Regions from separate parts of the Homo sapiens genome. Here region 1 is linked to region 2. A link is a loop called in an ENCODE intact Hi-C map of the cell type or tissue named here. Cell type or tissue: dorsolateral prefrontal cortex. All regions are shown on one strand. Links, peaks and the distances in the headings refer to the core of each region. The heading gives the core; the rest is flanking DNA.

Region 1 (11,591 bases), core at 2,197-10,196, 210 kb after region 2:
AGATGCTCAACATCATTAGTCATTACGGAAATGCAAATCAAAACTACAATGAGATACCACTTTATACCCACTGTGATGGCTATAATTAAGGAAAAGAACAAGTATTGGCAAGAATGTGGGGACACTGAAACCCTTGGGCCTTCCTGATGGGAACATAAAATGGTACAGCCACTGTGGAAAACAGTTGGTGGTTCCTTAAAATGTTAAACATAGAATTGCCGTATGACCCAGCAGTTTCATTCGTAGGGGTATACCCAAGAGACTTGAAAGTAGGTACTCAAATACTTGTATATAAATATTCACAGTAGCAATATTCACAATAGCCAAAAGATGGAAACAACCCAAATATCCATCAATGGATGAATGGATAAACAAAATGTGGTATACCCACACAATAGAATATTATTTAGCAATAAAAATAAATGAAGTACTGATGTATGCTACAACATGGATGAACCTTGAAAACATTGTTAAGTGAAGGAAGCTAGACGCAAAAGATCATGTAGTGTATGATTTCATTTCTATGAAATATCTAGAAAAGGTCAATTCATACAGATAGAAAGAAGGCTAGTGGTTACCAGGGGATGGGGTGAAGGGAGAATGGGAGTGACTGCTTAATGAGTCAGGAGTTTCTTTGGGAGATGATCAAATGTTTTGGAACTAGATAGAGATGATGATTGTACAACATTGTGAATGTACTAAATGCCACTGAAGTGTATACTTTCAATGGCTAATTTTTTGTTACGTAGATTTTACCTACATTTTTTTAAAAAGCAAGTTCCTTAGGCTCCACATTCAGAGCTTTGGATTCAGCATATCTGGCATGATGCCCAGGACCTGAATTTTCAACAAGTACCTCAGATACCCCTGATGCAAGTGGTCCAGGGACCATATTTTGAGAAACATTGCTAAACAATGTTAAGCTTCGAATTGATTCTCTTCCATTCTCCTTTACTTTTTGTAACATACATCATAATTGTATGGCTTATCCTGCACCTCTTTTCCCATAGACTGTAAACTCCATGAGGGCAGGGCCCATATCTTCCTTCTTCATCATCATGATGCTAGCATTTGGAAAAAGCGCCTTGAGGCTGGGCATGGTGGCTCATGCCTGTAATCTCAGCACTTTGGGAGGCTGAGGTCTGGGCAACATGTCAAAAACCCATCTCTACAAAAAAATAAAAAATTAGCTGGGTGTGGTGGCGCATGTGCCTGTAGTCTCCGCTACCTGGGAGGCTGATGCAGGAGGATAGATTGAGTCTGGGAGGTTGAGGCTGCAGTGAGCTGGGATTGTGCCACTGCACTCCAGCCTGGATGAGAGCGAGACTCTGTCTCAAAAAAAAAAATAAAATAAAGAAAAGAAAAGAAAAAGCACCTTGACATTACACATGCCCAGTAGATACAGGGTGAATTTTTTTTTTTTTTTTTTTGAGACAGAATCTCGCTCTGTCACCCAGGCTGGAGTGCAGTGGTGTGATCTCGGCTCACTACAACCTCACCTCCAGGTTTAAGCGATTCTCCTAACTCAGCCTCCAGAGCAGCTGGGATTACAGGCGCGCTTCACCACGCCTGGCTAATTTCTTATATTTTTTGGTAGAGGTGGGATTTCACCATGTTGGCCAGGCTGGTCTTGAACTCCTGACCTTAGGTGATGCACCAGCCTCGGCCTCCCAAAGTGCTGGGATTACAGGCATGAGCCACCACGCCCGGCCTGATATACAGTGAACTGAATGACCGAACTGGATTAACTAGAAGGGATCAGAGTAGAAGGGAAAAATCTTAAGGAGCCTCTAGCCCAAGAATCCACAGTGTAAGTAGTGGGACCAGCGTTTAACCCCCCTTATCCCCATGGCTTCCATTGCACAACAAAATGTATCAGCCCACAGTGTGGAAACCAGGAAACTATGGTAGGGAAAGGAGGCCTGACTGGGCTCCCCTTGGGGAGGCACCTCTAGGAGCTCATGGCCAAGACTGAGCAAGCTTGAGACCCTGGGGCATGGCATCCAGAGGTGCACAGCTCTGTTGGCCTGGCCTGGCTGGAAGACTCTGGCCAGGTTTTCCTGGTCTCCCTGGCTGATCCCAGTGCCTTTTGGCTTGGTGACTGCTCTCACTCTTGGCTGCTTTCACGGTGCCTTAGGGCACACAGTCAGCAGAATAGCTTCCCTCAGCATCCCTGAGCTGGGTCTGGGCCATCCCACTGTCGCCTGTGCTGACTTCTGAGGCCTCATCAACACTGCAGGAAGCATGATGCACCCAAGAGGATGTAGGTGGGACATCCAGGGGATGGAGCCTCCTGCCTGGGCCTCTCATATGGAGCCAGCACAAATATAATTGTATCCTCACTGCTCTTACCTCTTCTCATCCAGGGGCAGGCTTCCTCTAGTCAAGCAATTTTCCTTTTCTCCTCTGTGTCTTCTCTGAAGGGAAGGGTGAAATTCTTCAAGTCTTCACTAAGTTTGTGACCATCAATTAACCCTAAATCAATCAATAATCACCACCCCTATACACACACACTTATATACACAAATATAGGAAGTCAGCCAGGCACAGTGGCTCACGCCTAAAATCCCAGCACTTTGGAAGGCTGAGGCGAGTGGATCATCTGAGGTCAGGAGTTCGAGACCAGCCTGGCCAACATGGTGAAATCCGTCTCCACTAAAAGTGAAAAAAAAAAATTAGCTGGGTGTGGTGGCACATGCCTGTAATCCCAGCTGCTCAGGAAGCTGAGGGAGGATAATCGTTTGAACCCGGGAGGCAGAGGTTGCAGTGAGCCGAGATCACACCACTGCACTCCAGCCTGGGCGAAAGAGCAAGACTCCTCAAAAAAACCATATATATGTGTGTGTGTGTGTGTGTGTGTGTGTGTGTGTGTGTGTGTGTATGTGTATATATGTATATATATGTGTGTATATATATATGTATATATATATTTGAAGTCAATGTCTTTCATAGAAAAAAGTAGGACCTTTTTAAAATCTTATCATTGGCTAATTATGTGGCCTTCTTCAAGGCCTCAAATCCTTCCCTCAACATGAACAGTTACTGCCAGCCAGGGGCAGAGGCATGTGCCTATAGTCCCAGCTACTGCAAAGGCTGAGGAGGGAGAATCTCTTGCGCCCTGGAGTTCGAGTCTGCAGTAAGCTATCATCATGCCACTGCACTCCAGCCTGGGCAACTAACTGAGACCTCCATCTGTAAAATAATTAAATAATTCAAAAAATAAAAAATAATAAATGAAAAAAGTTGTTTCCATTGAGTACCTACAATGCACCAGGCAGTTAAGCTTAGAGCCTCAAAAATGCATCACCTCATTCAGTTCCCACACAACCCTATAAGGTAAGTAACATTTTCTTTTTTCTTTTCTTTTTTTTTGAGACAGAGTTTCACTTTTGTCGCCCAGCAGGGAGTGCAACGGTGGATCTTGGCTCACTGCAACCTCCGCCTCCCGGGTTCAAGCTATTCTCCTGCCGCAGCCTCCCAGGTAGCTGGGATTATAGACGTGTGCCACCACCCACGGCAAATTTTTGTGTTTTTAGTTGAGACGGGGTTTCGCCATATTGGCCAGGCTGGTCTCGAACTCCTGACCTCAGATGATCCACCCTCCTTGGCCACCCAAACTGCTGGGATTACAGGTGTGAGCCACCACGCCTAGCCAGGTAAGTAACATCTTAAAAAGGTAATTGTGAAATATAACATATATACAGAAGATGTCTAAAACATGTATATGAATCTATAATATATTAATGTATATCTATTACATATGTATCTGTAAGAACATTCCCTTTCTTTCTTTATAGTTTTATTACCCATATATGCATTTCTAAATAATATAATTTAGTCTTGCCTATTTTTGAAATATAAGTGAATGGGATCATACTGTACATATTCTTTCGAGTTGTTTTTTTTTTAAACTTACTCTTATCTTCGTGAAAGGCTAGAAAATGTAGACCCTGACTGGACAGCCACATCCCAGCTGAATTCTAATACCATGGAAGAAGGAGAGAATGGATGTTGGTGGATAATTAGCCATTTTGCTACAATGTATTACTCACCCACTTCCCATTATTTCTGGAGTTATTTCTTTCCCGCTTACTTTGATTAATAATTTCCCCTTCTTTTCTATCTCACGGCAACCTCAATGATAAAATCATGGAACCAATGAGTAGGCTTTAGTTCAAGAAGGCAATAATTTCTTTCTAGGTGGTTTTGGGCAACGTGAGCAGAAATGCCCTTCTACACCATCAAATTTTTTTTTTCCTCTCTCTCTCTCTTTTTTTTTTTTTTTTTTTGAGATGGTGTCTCACTCTGTCACCCAGGCTGCAATGCAGTGGCACAATGTTGGTGCACTGGAACCTCCATCTCCCAGGTTCAAGCAATTCTCCTGCCTCAGCCTCCCAAGTAGCTGGGATTACAGGTGTGCACCACCACACTGGGCTAATTTTTTTTTATTTTTAGTAGAGGTGGGGTTTTACCATGTTGGCCAGGCTGGCCTCAAACTCCTGAGCTCAAGTGATCCGCCCACCTCAACCTCCCAAAGCGCTGGGATTACGGGTGTGAGCCACCACGCCCAGCCTCAAATTTTCTTGAATAAACATATTTTGAGGGCTTACCTCCCATAAGATACTAAGCACATGCAAAGGCATCCTGACTGCTTACCATGCATGGAAATTCCAGTAAAAGGGCATGCACAGTTGAAGGGTTAAGGGTATGTGCACCCACAGGGTAAGCTTAGAACCAACTTATAGAGTCTTAGATGTCCAGCCATATCCTGTCCTGCAAGGACAGTCCCATGTAGTACATGCAGAGAAGGGTGGACTGGATGTGAGATACATAGGGGGCTGTGGGCATAGGAGAGGTGGTGGGATAGGGTGAGGATCAGAAAGACCTAGGAGGTGTTTCCTAGCTCTGCTCTAGTTGGGCAAATCTCTTAATTACTCTCAGCCTCAGTTTCCTCATCGGTAAAATGTACGTATATCTGAGAAAGAGATAGTTATTATCCTCATTTTACAGATGACGAATCCCAGGCTCAGAGAAGTTATCTTGCTCAAGAATTCATTAGAGAAAGCAGAGTCAGGATTCAAGCCCAGGCAGTCTGACTCCAGAGCTGGAGTTCTTTATTGCTAAGAATCACTAGTGGGATGGGAGTGTGCAGAATGAGTGGGGGGAGAAGGATATACGTTTAACACACTTAATACATCCGCTGTTAAATGTTTCCTGATTTCCAAGTTGTTAAAAGGAGAGTAAGTGTGTTTTAGCATGAAGGAAACACGGTGCTGTGGGTGGGCAGGAAGGATGAGGAACAGAGAATGATCCCCGACTCTCTTATGCTGTTTCTTTCTTGGGTTTACAGCCTTGGGCAGGCCCCAAGTAGAACAGCCACGTAAACGCATGCCTAGAGCGCTTGCCTCCAAGATGAGGGCATGAGCGCAGGATGCCACTAAATTTCCCTCCCCCGGCAGCCAAGGTTTTTGGGATTTGGGGGTGGGGTGCAACGGCTGCCACAGTTATTGTTCCTCCAGAGCCTCGGAGCAAGATATCCCCCCAAAGCCATATTAAATAAATAAAAGGAAATTCAGCAGATGGGAACATGAATCAATGAAAACTCCCATATGAGTGCAAAGATTTATGTCAAAAAACAAAACATCAACATCTGGGAGCTGCCGCGTCTCCTCTTGGCTGCTCGTTTGGAATGGATTCTCAGTGTCGCTTTCCGCCTCTTTCTAGCCCTGGGAGAGGACAGCAAGAAATAAAGAATGATGCCCATTAAAAATAGTCATTTTTAATCAGAAATGAACGCTGCTTTCCCCCTCAAGGCTGGAGGGAACGTGATGCAGGCAGTGGAGCTGCGGGCTCGGCCCCGGGATCGTGGGGAGAGAGAGCCCCCTGCCGAGCGCGGAGGGGCGCCCTCCCTCCCAGGCCCCGGGCCACCGTCTGGGGTCGGTTCCCTCCAGATTTCACAGCCGCGGCAGCAGCAGGAGCGCGCACACGCCCGCGCCCACTGCACTGCGGCGGTGCTCCGCAGCTCAGCCTCGGGGCCATCACGTGGGTGCGGCCTGACCCCGGGCGATTCTGGGGCCGTCTCCGCAGGCAGTTGAGCCTGCCGCTGGGGCGCTCCTCTGGTCAGGGCAAACCTGCACCTGCCTTCCCCAATCCGGGGGAAGGGAGGCGGCGAAAGAGGAACCTAGGCCTTGAGGAACGTGTACTGCGGATCCAAGTCCGCACTTAGCTCTTAAGCTGGGCCACGCGGGGCCTAAAGGGGCAGGCGTTGGATCCTGATACCTGGGTTCAAATCAACTCTGCCACCGTCAACTATGTGACCTTGAAGAAATTTACCTCCCTGAGCCAGCATTTCATCATCTGTAAAATGGGAATAATAGTACCAGTCTCCCAGGGAGGCTGTGAAAAGAAAATGAGAAACCATGCAAAATACTTAACACAGTGCACATATACATACAATTTAATAAATGTTAGCTATTATAATCAGGGATAAAAATTCAAATTCTCATCATAGCCTACACGGCTCTTACAACCCGTGCTCCTAGCTCTGCAGCCTTGGAGAGGTCACTGACCCCTTCCATCACTGGGTTCCAGCCACAATAACCTTGACTTCCACTGAGCAACCTAGTTCCTATCTGCCTCAGGACCTTTGCATCTGCTGTTCCCTCTGCCTAGATGGCTCTTTTCCACCTTCTGCTTCAACCCAGCCTGCCCTTTCTTTGGGCCTCAATTTACTTGTAACATTGTCCAGGAAATTCTTCCCGATTCATTTCTGCCCAAAATATAGTTCCTCTGCTCTATGCTCTCATAGCAGCCCAGCTTCTCCTTCCTAGCAACCTTCCTAATTGAAACGTATCATCAGTTTTGTTATGTTTCCCGTCCATCACCCCCTGGACAATTCACTCCATGAGGCCAGGAGCCCAGCCTATCTCATTCGCTGCTGTATCCTCAGTCCCCGGGACGTGACTGGCCTAGGCTCTCTATTTGTGGTAAATGACCCAGAGGGGATGGTGGGACTCAGGCCAGAGGGAATCCTGGGTCTTCTACATTGTTTCACCAGTTCCTTCCAACAGTAAACATTCATTTATTAAGTTCTTCTATATGCTAGGTCCTGTGTTGGGCACCAGAGACACAGACTCATACAATTCAATCTCTGATTTAATGGAGCTTGTAGTTCAAAGGCAGAGATGGATATGTGAACAGAGGACAACACAGATGGGGTGAAGACAGCAATGGGGGTGGTCATTCCTACAAGGACAGGGCCCTTGGCTCCAAGTGGCATAGATGGACTAAGCTAAGTGCTTTACCTGCATTATCTAACTAAAACTCACAACTATTAGAGAGGCCTATTATCATCCCCATTATACAGATGAGACATAAAGAATTTAAACAACTTGCCTAGTGTCAAAAAAAGAGTAAAAGCAGAAGCGAGATTCGAACAGGCGCACAAACATTCCGATTCAGAGCCAGAGCTCTGATCTACTTGGTCACACTGCCTGGAGAAAACAGCTGTGAGATTACCTACCTCCAACCGTCATGACTCCAGTTCTGTGCTGGATAGAGTTCGGCCCTGCCCCTCCTCGGTTCCTGCCAATAGGACTGCCACCACCCAAGAGCAGAGAGGAGGTAGGGAGAGCAGGGCTGAGGGGCGGGGAATGCATCCACCCTGTTCCACACATGGCACTTAATGAGGAATGTTCACAAGGGCGGCAAAGGGGACCTGCAGCAGCTCAGCTAAAAACAGGAGCATCTCTGACTTCCATGCTGCCAAATCCCCAGTGCTTGAGGGAGGCCCCAGCCTAAACCCAGCTCAATGCCCTGAGGGTGTTGCTGTCACCTTTCTCACCCGCTTCCAAACTTCACTGATCCTGCTACACCTCCCTTCACCACCTGGGGCTTTTTTTAAAGGTTGAATTCACATCCTCCATTTGCTCTCATAATGACAGCTCTGCCTGCCCTCCTAGAACCCAAGAGTCAGCCAGCACAGGGTTTGGAGGCTTCTGGGGGAGCTGTTCTTCAGGGCCTTCTCTGCTGAGGCCTGGCTGAGGTCAGGTACGGGGTTTCTTTGAGGATTCGATGGGACCACCTGCCTTTTCAAGTCTTCCCACCCTCCAGCTATCAGAAAGCTGCATCCTCCACTAGCATCTGGGGAATTCTGACAGGTGGATCTGAGGTCACAGCATGACATCTAATGGATAAATCTAGCAGGTGGTGGAGGACTGAACTGGAACTCAGGAAAGAGGACAAAGGTAAGGCTAATGATAGTCACCGTTTTGAGTTCTTTCTGTGTGCCAGGCACTGTGCTAACTAAGCACTTTACATGTGCTCCATTTCATAGATGAGGAAGTGAAGCTCAAAAAATTCAAATAACTTCCCAAAGTGCACACAACTGAGAAAGTGGTGGAGGATTCAAACCCTGATTATGAGGACTCCAGAACCCAAGCTCTTAACCACTGTATTTTCATTTAAGAGTCAACAGGACAGAGGGAGTTTAAGAGCAATAGGGAAAGAATGGACATCTGGACAATGCTGGTACTAGCGGTCAGAAGGAGGAAGAAGCACTGCTAGAGAGATGTAGAGACCAGGGAAGCTGAAGAGGAGACAGATTTAAGAGTCTGATGCAAAAGAAGGTGATTTTGACAGGACCCAGTGACCAACTGGGTATGGGAGTGTCTGACACCTTTGGGGTATCTGGGCAAATCATGAGAAAGCCAGACAGAAAGCCAGAGAGAAAGGGCTCACTTTGTTGCCTCCTGAGTCCATAATTCTGGTCTTTCCTGGGTCCCAGCTGTCTCTTCCCTTGGGGTTCATTAAATGTCCTGTCCACTCTTCCATACCCTGATAAAACTTTTTCAAAAGCTAGCTTCAGTGAGTTTCTAATATTTGAAGTAAGAGTCAAAACTAGTGTGGGGTCATGGGAAAACCTGAACCAGAGGAAAAAAAGAAAACAGAAAACTAGTATTGGGGAGGGCAGAGAAGGAAGCGTTGAGCCAACAATGAATTCAAGATTCCTTTCCTGGGTGGCTTGGGGAAACTACACAATAGCAGAAAAATGGAAGCAGATGATGAGGTTTTGCGTGTGACGTTTAAGGAGTGGATGGTCAACTGAGTCAAGTGCTCTGGCTCAAGGTGTCTGATGGAGCAAAGGTCCACTGGTGGTTAATGAGGTGGTCTTTGATGACCCTAGTGATCCCTGTGTCAGAAGAAAAGGGATGGAAGCTGGGAGACAAGGCTGAAAAGTGCAGGAGTCATGCAGAAATGGAAGGTAGCATGTGTGTTATTACTTAATTAAGAAATCTGGCAGTAGGGAGAAAGAAACAGAATGGTAGCTGAAAAGGGCAGGAGGATCAAGTAAAGAATTTTTCCCCCAAGATTGGAAAGGCCTGTGTATATTTCACAGGCGGAAAGGAAAAAGGTAGGAGAAAGATGTATGCTTTGGCATGAGGGTCGGGATAATTATAGAGACAAGGTTCTAAAAGGGACAGGAAGGGAATGGGACTGAGAACAGAGTTTAGCCTTAGAACAAAGGGAAGAGACAGACCTTTCCAACTGAGACTGTGTTCTTGTCATTTCCGCCAAATCATAAACACGCCTTACATTTATTTGTTTAGTGTGCAGCTAACCTCTAGGTGTACTCACAGCTGCTCTTAAGTTAGATTCTTCTTCATCATCATCAAATACAGCCACCATTTATAGACCGTGTGCCCAGCAGTTTAACTGTGTCATCTCATAAGAAGAATACCATTATCATTCCCATCATACAGATGAAGAAACTAAGGGAAAAGATATTATAATGAACTTGACCAAGATAACCCAGCTGCTAAGGGAGACAGTTGTGTTGGATGCTAGACAATTCAATTCTAGAAGCCCTGCTCTCCTGTGCTGCTTTCTGACACTTTACAGAGTTGCCTCTAGAGAGTAGGATTAGAGGGTAGAGAGCGTGTGGCAGAGGTCTGCTGTCTTTTGATATAAGCCTTTAGTATTATTTGACTTTTTACTAGAGTAGGAGCTTTTCAACGACCATTATTTATCTGAGGGGTCAAATCCACTGAGCTTGGCTTGCTCTATGCTCCCTGCCAGTGGGCTCTTCCTTAATATACGTCACACTTAAGTATAAATCGACCCCTGGCCGGGTGTGGTGGCTCACACGTGTAATCCCAGCAATTTGGGAGGCCGAGGCAGGCGGATCATCTAAGGTCGGGAGTTCGAGACCAGCCTGACCAACGTGGTGAAACCCCGTCTCTACTAAAAATACAAAAATTAGCTGGGTGTGGTGGCGCATGCCTGTAATCCCAGCTACCTGGAAGGCTGAGGCAAGAGAATCCCTAGAACCCGGGAGGCGGAGGTTGCGGTGAGCCGAGATCGTGCCATTGCACTCCAGCCTGGGCAACAAGAGCGAAACTCCAACTCAAAAAATAAAATAAAATAAAATAAAATAAATTGACCCCTGACCAACCCCATGTCCAGATCCCTACCAGGTAGGTTTTCTATGATATGTTCTTTAAAAAGCAATTAAAACAAAAATATTTGTATAAAGGCATTTGCAGTTTTATAAGAAAAATCCCAGCCAGGTGTGGTGGCTCACACCCATAATCTCAGCACTTTGGTCAGACCTCCTCTCCTGAGGTCAGGAGTTCGAGAACAGCCTGGCCAACATGGCAAAACTCCGTCTCTACTAAAAACACAAAAATTAGCTGGGTGTGTGATCCCAACTACTCAGGAGGCTGAGGCAGGAGAATTGCTTGAACCCAGGAAGCGGAGGTTGCCATGAGCCAAGATTGCACCACTGCACTCAAGCCTGGGCGACAGAGCAAGACTCCATCTCAAAAAATAAAAAATAAATAAAAACAAAATCCCCACTAATAAAAAGCAAAAGCAAGAGGAGCTAGTACTAGTATCAGTGCTGAGGTGATGACTCAGCTTTCTCAGGGCTGAAGGTGAGGTCACTGGCCTAGAAGGCACAGGGTGAAAATGAGGGCTTGACCCCCACTAATACAGCAGCCAATAGCCTTTCTTGGATCCCTCTGGCCTGGTCACTCCCTTGCCAAAACCCTTCCTAGATGTCTCGTGCCTTCAGGACAGAGTCCAAATGTTTTACGGGCTTACAAGGCGTTATGACCTTGCGCTATTTACCTCTCCAGACTAAAGGCCTATCACCACCCCATCGCCATGACTCCATGCCTCCCTCCCGGCTCCAGCTACAGTGATCTTAAACTGTGCTTTCTTTGCCTTTCTGGAACTTTGTATCAGTCAGCTGTGTCCCCTGCCTGAACTGGGTTTCTTTTCCTCTTCTTCACCTGGTTAGTTTCCAGGCCTCATCATTCAGGTTAATTTAGCATCACTGCTTCCAGGAAGTCTTCCTGACTTCCATGCCTAGGTTATGGGCCTTCCCTGGGTGTTCCCATAGCACTCTGTACTTTCTTCACAACAGCACTTGCTTGTCTCCAAAGTCTACTTCCCAGTATTTGTGACCTTATGTTTTCCCCTCCCACACTGATTCTGGGCTGACCCTGTGAGTTGCTTTAACCAACAGAGTGCAGAAGTGATGCTATGCCAGTTCCTGCCAGCTTCCACTTGTGTACTTTTGGAAGCTC
Region 2 (11,591 bases), core at 2,105-10,104:
GGGATAGCTGTCTGTCAGTCGTAACTGCTGGTGGAATTTTTTAGACAGCTGGGCTCAAGCCGGGAAATGAATATAAGTTGCATTTCTATGCATCGTTGTTCATAGTGGTAAAAAAAATTAATCAGTGACATAGCTGTGACACATACTCATTTAAGAGTCTACAGAGAAATGTTCATTTGTCAGAGGCAGCAAAGAAGAGATTATGTGTCAGCTGGGGAGGGGTGAAATATTTATACAATGGCTAAAAAACACCGGTGTGTAAGGGGGTCAATTGATTGTGTCAGTGGCCACATGACAAATACAGCATTGAGCAGCCATGGGCACTACCCTTGTGCCCGGGGGCTCCATTCTGATGACAAATACACAACGTGTTACTGTTAATGCTCCCCAGCAACCATGCGCTCAGCCCTCTTTGCTGGCTGGGCGGCTGAAGATTGCTAGGAAGCAGAGCTCCCATGGAAGCTGCCTACCCCCAACTTCATTAAGTCGAACTTGAAGTTGGTAAATTACTCCCCAAATGCCAAAACAGCTGCAAAAAACAATTTCTTTGTTGTGTGCAGTTTTTAAAATTTCGTATTCCTGAATTTCAAAGGGCTTTCTCCCTGCCTTCACCAAGACCATATCACCAGCACCTCCCATGCAGACCTCACCCTGCCCCAGGCTCTGCACCTCACTGTGTGGCTCCAGGGCAATGTAGAGCACCTGGGTTCAAGTTCTTGTCCAGCCAGTCTGTTAGCTAAGTTGGCCTCCTTCCTTGTTCTCACAGCTGAGGCCAAGGCCTAACTTGTTCCCCAGTTATAGGAAGGAGTCAATGTACCATCCCAGGCACAGTGATACTTCCGTGACCGGACACCCACCTGTCATTGCCTAAGGGGAAAGTAGTCTGGTTGGGACATCTGTCATCCCCAGGCAGAACACCTCTGCCTCTCAGCCCAGCCCATGAGCAGCCCACCTGGGGCTGTGTGATAGGTCAAACTTTCCAGAAGGAGGAGAACGTCGTATCAGTGCTGACAACTACTAGTTTTTGAGCCCTGATCACGTGCCGGGCACTGTGTCAAGTGCTCTCTGTGCATTATTTCACTGAATCTTAAGACAACTCTTGAGCTGGGTCTAATGATCAGTCCAGTTGTATAGGGAAGGAAACCAAAACCCAGAGAAACAGCTTGTCTAATGCCTATGCTATGTAGATAGAGGTGGCATTTGAACCTGGTTGGTAGGACCCCAGGGCACAGCCTTTCTGACCCTTGTTCACCTGTCTGACCATGTTGGAACTACGTCTCATGGTTAACACCTGCAAATCTTAATTTCAAAGCTTAAACCATTCAGATTCTAAGAGATCAATTAACAAACCTTGAAGATGGTAAAACTTGTGGAGGCATGGGCTGTATCCCAGACTCTGCTCAGAGCATTCACTCTAGCAAAACCCAGCTGATTTTCTCTCATCTTAACTGGGGCAGATAGAGCCGTTTCCCCTCCCCAAAGTGTCCCCACCATCCTGGTTTAGAAACATGGGCATTTTCACCCCTCCAGAGACTGACAGAGGCCCCTTCCACTCCCCTGCATACGATCCCTGCCTCCAGCCCGCTGTCGGTCGCTGTAATATCCCTATCATTCCTGCGACATCCAACATCCGTCATTTGATTTGGGATGGGATGACACTCTGAGAAAACAGTTGCAGATGAAATTTCACACATATCGGTGAACGTGGAGATTGCAGATAAGCACACGTTGCAACTTGTTTTTACTTTTTAAAATGAGATTCTTCCCTTATGAAGTTGTGCTCCACCTTAGATTTCCCACTGTGAGGCTGTTAGTAATGACAACATTAGTGATAGTGACAATAACATAGATTGTGCTCATTGAGTATTTATTATGTGCTAAGTACTTTGCACATTGTTTTGCTTAATCCTCACAACAACCCTATTTTACAGATGTGAAAACTGAGAATCAGAGAGCCTAAGTAATTTTCCCACAGATGTGTAGCTCGCAGGAGCTGGGCTTTGAACCTAAGGGTATCAGCAGCAGAACCCCTAGACTCTTACCCATGAAGGCCTGAGTTCAGTCCTACTGCACCGGAACAACTCCATCTAGCCCACACCCTGGCTTCGGCTGTATAAACTATGCTAGCTCCCAGATGGTCTTGCTCTCTTTCACCTCAGCACCTTTGCAGATGCTGTTCCCACTGTCTAGAAAGCCCTTCCTTTTATCTGTTCTGACATGGGTACCTCACTGGTGACTGTAGGGAGGAAACTTTGGCTGTTACACCTCATCCCATCCACAATCCCTGCCCCAGGACTCTGGAGGCCCCTGCGAGCTCAGCCAAGGGTGCTCTGGAAGGCTGCCCTCCCCACATCCTCACAGCCTGCCGGGCTGGCTCCAAGGGTCTAACACCAGAGGTGACTAGAAGGATCCTGCTCTGGAAAAGACAGCATCCCAGTACCCTCCCCTTCCCCCAGTCTCCACAGCATCCTTACACAGACATGACCAGGTCACTCCCTGCCACATCCTCCCACCCGCCAACACTATACAAGCCTCACCTCTCTCCTCCCTGTTGCTGTCCCAGCCAAACTGCCTCATTTACAGGGTTCCTGAGCAGTCCCCACTCTCTCTTGCCTCTGGCTTCTCCTGCTTGGAACATTCTTCCCTCTTCCTTCTCTTCCGCCTTCTTCCTATTCATCCTTCAAGATTCATCTTGGGTACCCTTCCAGGAAGCCTTCCCAGATTTCCCCAGCCTGGGCTATCTACTCCAGAGCAGGACATGGTGCCACTGTCCACCATGGTATGCCTAGTGCCAGCCACAGGGAAGGCCTCATGAATGTTTAACAAACCAATGGGTGAATAAATGAGTGACCTGGGAATGCAGACAGCCACAGAAAAGAGAGATCCCCATGATCCTAGACTCCAAGGAAGAGGTTCTGGAGGCTTGGTGTGAGTAGGGGCATCAGTTAAGCCACAGAACCTATGGGTAGGAGTTAAAGTCTCAGATTATTCAAGCAGACTAAGATTGTATCCAGAGTCTGAATAGCCTGTATGACTCAAAGCAAGTTACTTAACTTCTCTGAGCTTTGGCCATCTCATATGTGACGTGGGGGCTAATAATATGGCCAATATCATAAGGTTGTGTTGGGAGTTAAGTGAGATAATTCAAGTTGTGTACATATATGGATACTCAATTATTTGCTGTTGTTGTTAAGAGACTGGAATGGCATAAGAGCTGGAAGGGTTTACACTGTGTAGGCTACTCTGGGTTTCAGCTTCAAGATCCAGGGCAAGTGGACAATTAAGAACCCTGGACTTTCAGGAACTTGCATGGTCGGCCCAGTTCTGCCCCCCACAGGCTGTGTGACCTCAGAGAAGATTCCTTCCTCTCTGAGTCTTGGTTTTGTCCTCTTCGAAATAAGGACATTAATTCCTTCCGCCAGTAATTACCCAATAGGATTATTGTGGGAGATCATATGAGATAATATATATGAAAATGCTTTGAAATGTGCTCAGGGCTGCATAAATAAAAGGAATTATGGTTATCTACAGGCAGTTTGTAGGGGCTTAATTATTAGTCAGCATTCATGGGCACTGAAGCTGTGGAGCAGTCCTGCAAATGTTCCCTTGGCAGCTTTAGCAGAAAGGACCCTGTGGAGAAACTGAGGCTGGGTTGCCAGCATGTATCCAGGGGACCTTGGCAGTAGCGGGTGGGGTGGGGAGGTGGTGCTGAGATGGGACAGCCTTGGGGTTCCACCCTGGCCTGATCCCCAGTTTTAGGACCTCCAACCATCTTTGCAGAGGTGGGAGTCTGCAGGAAGAGGGGCAGGAACTCCTTGGCTTCAGGTGTGAAGTGCTTGGGCTGCTGCCAAGGGTGGCTCTTCTGGGTTTGCTCCTGGCAGCTCCTCCAGCTGGAGGAGCTGGAGACAGTCACCAGCAGGCAATGACTTGGCATTTGCTAGACCCAGCTGGCTGATGAGGGGAGAAGGGTGCCCAGCCTCCTTGTTTTTGGAGACCCAGAACTATGCTCTTTGGAGGGTGGAAAGGAGGTGGACCCAGGGCCTGCCCTCAGGAGTGCGGCTCAGGGGCAGTGGTGGGGCTACTCTTCACCAGGGAGGGACAACCAAGGATGAAAGGGCCCAGATGTGGCCTGTGAGTGGATGGCTAAGAAGGAAGGAGATGGAGAGAAGTGAGAGGGGGAGCAAAGAACTGGTCCTAGGACATCGAAAGTCATTCCTTTGAAGATGGGGGTAGAGGGTCAGTGGGAGGGACTAAAACAGGAGACATGGAGTTCCAGTGCCATCCATCCATTTATTTCCTCATTCAAAACCTTTCTTGAGCACCTAGTATACGTTGAACACTGAAGATAGAGCGGTAAACAAGAAGGAGCTTCCCTGCCCTTGTGAAATTGAGTTTAGGAGATAGATACAAACATGTGAATTTCACAGGGGAAGTACAGGAGGCTTTAGAAGGAAAAACAAGAGGCTCTACCTAGCCCTAGCAGCAGGGAAAGCCTTTCCTAAGAAGTGAGGTTTGAGATGAGGCCACTGGACGTCAGCTGGGGTGGTGTCAATTCTACAAATATTTATAGATCATTTACTATCGACCAACCAATCGACAGAGTCCCTGTCCTCAAAGAGGTAGCTATTAGAAGGGAAAAGAGTCCCAGGAAAAAGGAATTACACATACAAGGGCAGAGGCAAGAGAGGCCAAGTATGTCGCAGGAGCATAGAGAGCTCAGAGTGCAAGAGGCAAGAGATGAAAGATGGGCAGGAGATGAAAGACAAGGCAGGAGCAAAAGACAGCCCCAGGCCATGCTAGGGTGTTTGGAGCTTGTCCAGGGCCATGTGTGATGGTCGGATTTGCATGCTTGAAAGGCCACTCTCAAATATTCATTGGCACCATGGCAAATGAAAAGTCGCATGTGGCAGCCTCTGTCCCACATTCCCCACTATCAGGCTGATCCGAAGGCAGGAGAGGGTGTATCTAGGCTGCACGTCTGAAAGGCTGAGACTGAGTGTGTCTGTCACTGATTGAATGTGGGAGCGACAGAATATGTGTGCCTGCCTCATGCCTGTTCATGCCATTATTGGTGTTGTTGACCTTATTGCGGATCAATAACAATAGCCCCTCACATGGGCCTGGTGCCTGTGTCCATTTGAGTTTCATGAGAGATATCTCCAGGAAGCAGAACCAGGATTCCTACTCCCATTTTACAGATAATGATGCTGCTAATAATAGTTGACATATTGAGTGTTTAGTGTATGAAGGCTCTGTGTGCATACTACCTCATGGAACACACACTGCAATCACTCCCATTTTACAGATGAGTCATTTGAGGGCACTTACAAGCTTGCAAGGGCACTTACATGCTAGTAAGTGGCAAAACTGGGACTAGAAGCCATTTCTCCCTACCTTCTGCCCTTGTCCCAGGTAATCTTAGCCTCTCCTCCCTCCTTTCATCTTTCTCCTTCGAGTTGCAAAGCTGCCCCAATAAACAATAGCCTGGTATTGCTGAAACAGCCCCATCTCCTGAGCTCAAATTGTAAACTTTGCCTCTTCATACCCATACCCCTCCACCCTGGCTCAGCCCAGCCTTGAGGGCAGTGCCCCTGAAATCCTGGGCATCTGACACCTGAGTGCTGCAGGCCCCAGCCCACAGCAAGCACTGGCACTCCCCTAAATCTTTCCAGAGCCAAGACCCCTCCCGCCGCCATCTCAGAGCCTCACTTGGTCAGAGCGGCCAGGGGAGGCGGGATCGATGTGCAGAGAACTCAGTAATAATCCCAGCACAGGCAGCCAGGCTGCTGTATAAAGACAGATTAAAAACTCATCGGGTTGAGATGAGGAAATAATTCAGATGCTTGGCCATAGTGGGAACGTCTAGGGCTGCAGGTGCTAGTCGGAGTACATGTGAGGGGGTGGCCGGGACCCAGATGACAGCGGCTTTTGGCCTTGGGAATCTGCACTCCCCCACTTCGTTCCACCCCCAGAGCTACCTTCCTTTGCTGCCTGCCTTGAAGCCAAGGCTGACAAATCTCAGTCCCCCAGGGAGCAGCGAGGGGGAGGCAGGCTGGGGGAAACCGAGAGAGCACAGTTGCTGCCTAGCTCCACACCCTGGTTTATTTCCTCCGCAGCACTGAAATTATTTTGCTCATTTATTTGTTTACTTGTATGCTGTTTCCTCACCTAGACTATAAGCCCCGCGAGGCCAGGGACCTGTTCATCTGTGTACTGCAGTACCTCCAGCCCCCAGCCTACAAGAGGGACTTCTTAAGAACTGTTGAGTAAATGAATGCATGGATTGGAATCCTGGCTCTTGCTGTATGACCTCGCTGAGGTTCCGTTCTCTTAGCTGTAAAATGGGCACGGTAGTGGCTTCCAAAGGAGATCTCAGCCCAGCGCCAGGCTTCTAGGAAGCGCTCAATTGAGGATTTTGTTACATTGATGTCAAAAGAAAATGGAAACCGTGTCTGCCGCTTGAGATGCCATCAGGGGGCGCCCTTGTGCAAGGCGCTCGGCGTGCTGCGCCTTCCGCAGGCTCCCGGGTGAGCGCATCCAAGGCCGCCCCCACTCCCCGCCCCCACCTTTGGGGGGCTTATCTCCTCCCCTCTCCGTCCCGTTCACACGCCCACCCTCACTCCGCCCGCGTCCCCGCTCCGGGGACCGTCTCCGCAGCCCCGTGCCCACCCTTCCCCACCGCCAGGCCCAGACTCCTTCCGCCCACGCGGCCCCATATGCTGGAAAGAGCCTCCCACTCCCCATCTGTCAAGCCACTTCCTTGCCCCCATTCCCGGCTTCGCCGCTGTCCCCTCCTCCAGGAAGCTGGTCCTGATTGAGGGGCAGAGGACTGCCAGCTTCGCCGGTCAACCGCCCGGTATCCCCGTTCCCCCAACCACAGGGCTTTAGGGAAATGCCCGCTGCCCTGGGCAGATGACCCCCAGTGCTGAGCTCTGAGCCTCGAGTCAGGGTTTGCGAACAGATGCGAGAACTCTCTGTGCGCTTCAGACCCGTGGGGAAACCCTGCCGAGGAAAGGAGTGGGAGGGCCTGCGTGGAAGGACCCCTCGTGTCACGGCCGGCTGGCTGGGGGTGGGGAGCGGGCTTCGGGGCATTGCCGGCTGTTCGCCTGGAGGACGCAGGGCTTGGGGAGCGCGGTACAGACAAACACAGGCTGCTTTTCTCGCCCGAAAGACCGGTTTCATTTCGCAGATTGATTATTGCTGCGTGAGTGTGTGTGTGTGTGTGTGTGTGTGTGTGTGTGTGTGTGTGTGTGTTTGGGCGTTGTTAGTTTTTTAAAAATGTAACTTGCTTGTCTAATGAATGTTTGATTGCACCTACATCCGGAGGGTGTTTTAATGAAAGGTGAAGGCTCCTGGAGGGAAATAAATAAATAAAGGATCGCTCCCCATCCGTAGGCACCCGCTCCCCCGGCAATTCTCTATCCACAGCTATCTTCTGAAGCCCATGCCCTCGCGGAAGAATTCTGTTCCTGTTTGAATGTTCCCATGTAAATGCTGCTGCTCTCCCATGGAAATCACACCCTTCAATCGGTCAATCTCAGGGCTTTTATTAAGGGTGTGAAGGGGAGATGAATGGGGAGAGGGAGCTCTGGGGGAGCGGGGAGAGGAGCGAGGAGGCCTCTTTTCCCGCCGCAGGCTGGACTGGGTTTTGCTCGCTTGGTGAGTGCACACCCACTCTGCGCCAGGCTTTGTGCTGAGATCGGTGGACACGGAGAAAGCAGGCACAGGGTAATGCCAGTGCTATCAGTTCAATTCAGCAATTATTTGTTCAGCATCCCAGTACCACATTGTGACCCTGGGGGATTCGCTGAACCTCAGACAGCCTCAGTTTCCTCATCTGTAAAATGGAGATTGTAATCATATTTATCTCATTATGTGTTGGTGGGATTAAATGAGAGAGTGCATGGCACACAGTAAGCACTCAGGGAATGCTAGCTGTTATTATCTACTATGTAAGTAGTAGTGTAGGGGCTATGGGAAAGCAGAGCGGTGTGGAGCACAGACCTAGGAGATTATTAGAGGGTGGATTTAAAAGTGCATCCCTCTTACAGGTAGAATGTCTACGTTTAGGCTCAGTCCCATTGATCAGTCAACTGATAATTACTGACTGCTGGCATACCAGCCACTGTTCTTCACTTCGTGGATACAGCTATGAGACAGGTAAATCTGGTCTCTGCACAGAGAGCTCATGTCTAGTAAGGGAGACCTAGGTCCATAAACAGCCTGGCCACAGGGTGGGCAGAGCCGTAACAGAACAAGCCCAGGCAACTGTGGGAGCACAGACGAGGGGTATTTCACCCGACTTGGCTTCCCAGAGGAGGGTAATTTAACCAGACAAAGATCGAGGGTTAGGAATGTGTGAGGGATGGGAGGAAAAATATTCTAAGCCCAGGGAATTGCCTGTTGGGAGGGCACAGGGATTAAGAGAGTGAAGTCATGAGTGATTGGAGAACTGAAATTTCCATCTCCCATAATGGTTAAAGAAACAGCTTTGGAATCAAATGCCTGGCTTCAAATTCTGGGTCTGCTATGTGCTAGCTGTGTGACCTTGGTCAAATTATTTCATCTCTCTGTGCCTCAGTTTTCTCTTTTGTAAAATGAGTCTATTAATAATAAGGGTTAATAATAATATCCATTTCATTGGATTGTTGTGGAGAATGGATGAGATGGCATTTGTAAAATGCTTAGCCCAGACCTGGCATGAGGTTAACATTCAGTAACTGTTAAATAGTATTATTCTTCACTGTTGCTGAAGATGAAGCCATGGTGTGGGGAGGGTGAGAGGTGAGGAGGAGGCTCAGATCATGAAGGACCTTATAATCCATGGTAAGGGGTTTGTACAAACCTAAGAACAATGGGGAATTGATGGAGTGACAAAATCATATTTGCAGTCATCCCTGGCATCCTTCCTGACGCCTTTCTTTCACACCCCACATGCAGTTCATCAGAAAACATTGTCAGCTCTACCTTCATAACTCATTCAGCATCAAACCACTTCTTACCACTTCCATAGACTCTACCCTGGTCCGAGCTATTATCATCTCTTCCCTGTGTTACTGCAATGGCTTCCTAACTAGTCTTCCCACTTCTACCCTTGTGCCCTTACTGTTTGTTCTTCACACAGTGGGTGGAGAGGTCCTGTTAAAATGTAAGCCAATTAAAATTATTGTGTCATGCCTCTGCTCAACCCCTCCACTGGTGCAGCATCTCACTCAGGGTCAAAGCCAAAGTCTTTATAATGGCCTATAGACCCTGCAAGGTGTGGCCTTCTGCCAGATCTCTCCCTCTTCTCATACTCCTCCAGCCTTACTGGTCTCTGTGCACTTTCTCAAACATGAACTTGCCAAGTGCCATCCCACCTCAGGATTTTACACTTGCTGTTCCATCTGCCTGGAATAACTCCAGGTATCAGCAAGCCTCACTCCCTCACTTCTTTCAGATGTCTGCTCAATGAGGGCTTTTCTCCCTACCTTATATAATAGCAAGCCTATATCCTGCCACAGGATATACTCCCTGACTCCCTCCTCTGCTTTCTTTCTTTCCATAGCAATGATCACTGTCTAATACTATACATTTACTTGACTACTTATTATTGACCCCTCACCTCCCCACTGGAATATAAGCCCCACGAGGGCAATAGTTTTATTCATTGCTGTACCCCCAGCATCTTGAACAGTGCCTGGCACAGAATAGGCTCTCAAAAACTATTAGTTCAGTGAATGAATGTGTATGCATCAGAAAAAGACCACTGTGATGCAATGTACAGAATGAATGGGGTAGGGTGGGGCAATAGCAGAGGCTGGGAGGGAGACCTTTGCAATCTTCCAGAGCAGGGATGATGTCATCACATATGGGCCAAGGTGGTAGAACTGGAGAGGAGTGAGTGGTCTGGAGAGAAATTTCGGTTTCATCTGCAGGGTAGGGGCTGTAAAAGAAAGGAGGAGGTGAAGAATGATAGAGATGCCCAAGTTTTTGGCTTAGACATCTTGGTGGACAGTGGTGCCAATTATTGAGATGGTGAAAGGGGAACAGGCTGAGGTGAGGAGTTATTGATGTGAGCATCTCTGAGCCTTGGTTGCCTTATCTGTGGAATGTAGAAGATGACCTCTGCCCTGCCTACTTTCTGGGATGGTTATAGAGACAGAGAGAGGTAAAAGAAATGGGATCCCTTTGTATGAGTGCCCGGTGGGTTCCCAGATGTAAAGCAAAATTATTACTATTATTACTATTAAAGTCAACTCGGGGAGATCTGACAGAGAGGTAAAATGAGAACCTGCAGCAGAATCTAATCAAATGCCAGCCTGGGTGGAAGCAAATGCCAGGAAGCACGATTTAGTCGATATATGCAGTGGGTGGTCAGGAAGGGGAAAGAACAATGTGACCTAAGCTGTCAGAGGCCATGTGGAGGTGGGAGGGGGTACTCAGCTGGATTCTGGAGTGACAGAGGGGGAACCAGAGCAAAGGTTGGGGTTTGGTCAGAGGTTCACAAGCAGAGAAGCCGTGGGGTAGCTTGGGGATCTGGGGGTAGGCAGAGAACCCTGGGCACAGGATGAATGATGGTCACCACCACAGACTTCCTTTTCCTATCTCCACCTACCAAATGAGAAAACAGTGGTAATTCTCAACTGGTAATTCAATCCAGGAGAATGGGCAGAAACCATCAGAGCATGGCCAGTGGGGATCTGCCTCTGCTGTGTCATCCAGCCAGTTTTGCTCATGCCCATACTTGGTGCTGAGTAGAATGGGAAATATGGAAATACACTCTCTAATGTTCATCAGGCACCTACTAAGTGCCAAGGAGTCATGTGAACTTGTAGACTTGGTTCCTGCCCTCTGAGAGTTCAGGGTCAAGTAGGGAGACAAGCATTCAATAAATACTTTGCAGAAGCCCTGAGGTAGGTACTGTCATCCTTGTTTTGCAGATGAGAGGCTCACAGATGTTAAGGTCATCTGTGGTAGAACCGAGATTTGAACCCAGGTAGTTTGTCTCTAAAACTGTAACCACTGACGACACTGCCCATGGTCAGAGAGTCTGTGATCCTTGGCTTACACGTGGCAGGGACAGACTTGTACTATTCTGTCACCAGAGCCCTGGAGGGGTCAACAGGAAGAACTTGGGAAACTGGAGGGAACTAAAGGAGCCCCACAGAGCGAAAAAGGATCTTAGAGGCCAACTTGCAGACATGGCTATTTATTTTTTTACAAATATTTATTTCATTTCTTCTATATTCCAGGTACTGTGTGAGATAGTGATAGGTAGAAGATTCATTTATTGATTCACTCAGCAACTATTGAGCACCTACTATGTGCCAGACACTATGCTAAGCTGTGGGGTTACAAGAGAAACCAAACAGACAAAACCCTTGCCCTCATTGAGCTTATGATCTAATGGGAAGACAGAAAATAAACAAGATAAATAAGTTTAAATATATATATGTAGTATGATAGATAGTGATAAGTGCTAAGAAGGATAAAAAAGGAATTATGTGAAGTTGAAATTTTAGACAAGGTAGCCAAGGAAGGCCTCAGTGACATGAGGTGAGAAGGGCAGGCCAGGCTCAAGTCATGTAAGGCATTGCTGGTCCTTGTAA

What was found. Peaks named below come from ENCODE experiments on the same cell type or tissue, not always from the same donor. Only the 100,000 strongest peaks of a DNase experiment are listed, where the experiment ranks them.
Region 1: a loop joins it to region 2, with 5 times the contacts of the local background. A loop is called at or near these places in 8 of 110 quality-filtered maps.

The regions. Positions count from the first base shown.
Region 1 is chr5:141,908,374-141,919,964 of GRCh38, forward strand. No RefSeq gene overlaps it. Among named protein-coding and RNA genes, the nearest start is that of DELE1, 9.7 kb to the right of the region's middle. RefSeq lists an enhancer at 5,345-5,882 and a silencer at 5,792-5,931. In dorsolateral prefrontal cortex, for the core only: CTCF peaks have their summits at 5,896 and 6,095; DNase peaks (open chromatin) are centred at 5,408 and 6,018; H3K4me3 peaks cover 1,306 bases; H3K27ac peaks cover 1,548 bases.
Region 2 is chr5:141,695,840-141,707,430 of GRCh38, forward strand. LOC124901092 (a long non-coding RNA gene) reads right to left here. Exons shown (of 2, transcript XR_007058973.1): 1 at 9,003-11,591; 2 at 7,527-7,837. It overlaps LOC124901093 (a long non-coding RNA gene), which reads left to right and starts at 9,962. Exons shown (of 3, transcript XR_007058974.1): 1 at 9,962-10,038. RefSeq lists enhancers at 5,312-5,812, 6,401-6,550. In dorsolateral prefrontal cortex, for the core only: CTCF peaks have their summits at 6,481 (motif pointing right) and 6,682; DNase peaks (open chromatin) are centred at 6,482, 7,472 and 7,672; H3K4me3 peaks cover 2,342 bases; H3K27ac peaks cover 6,130 bases.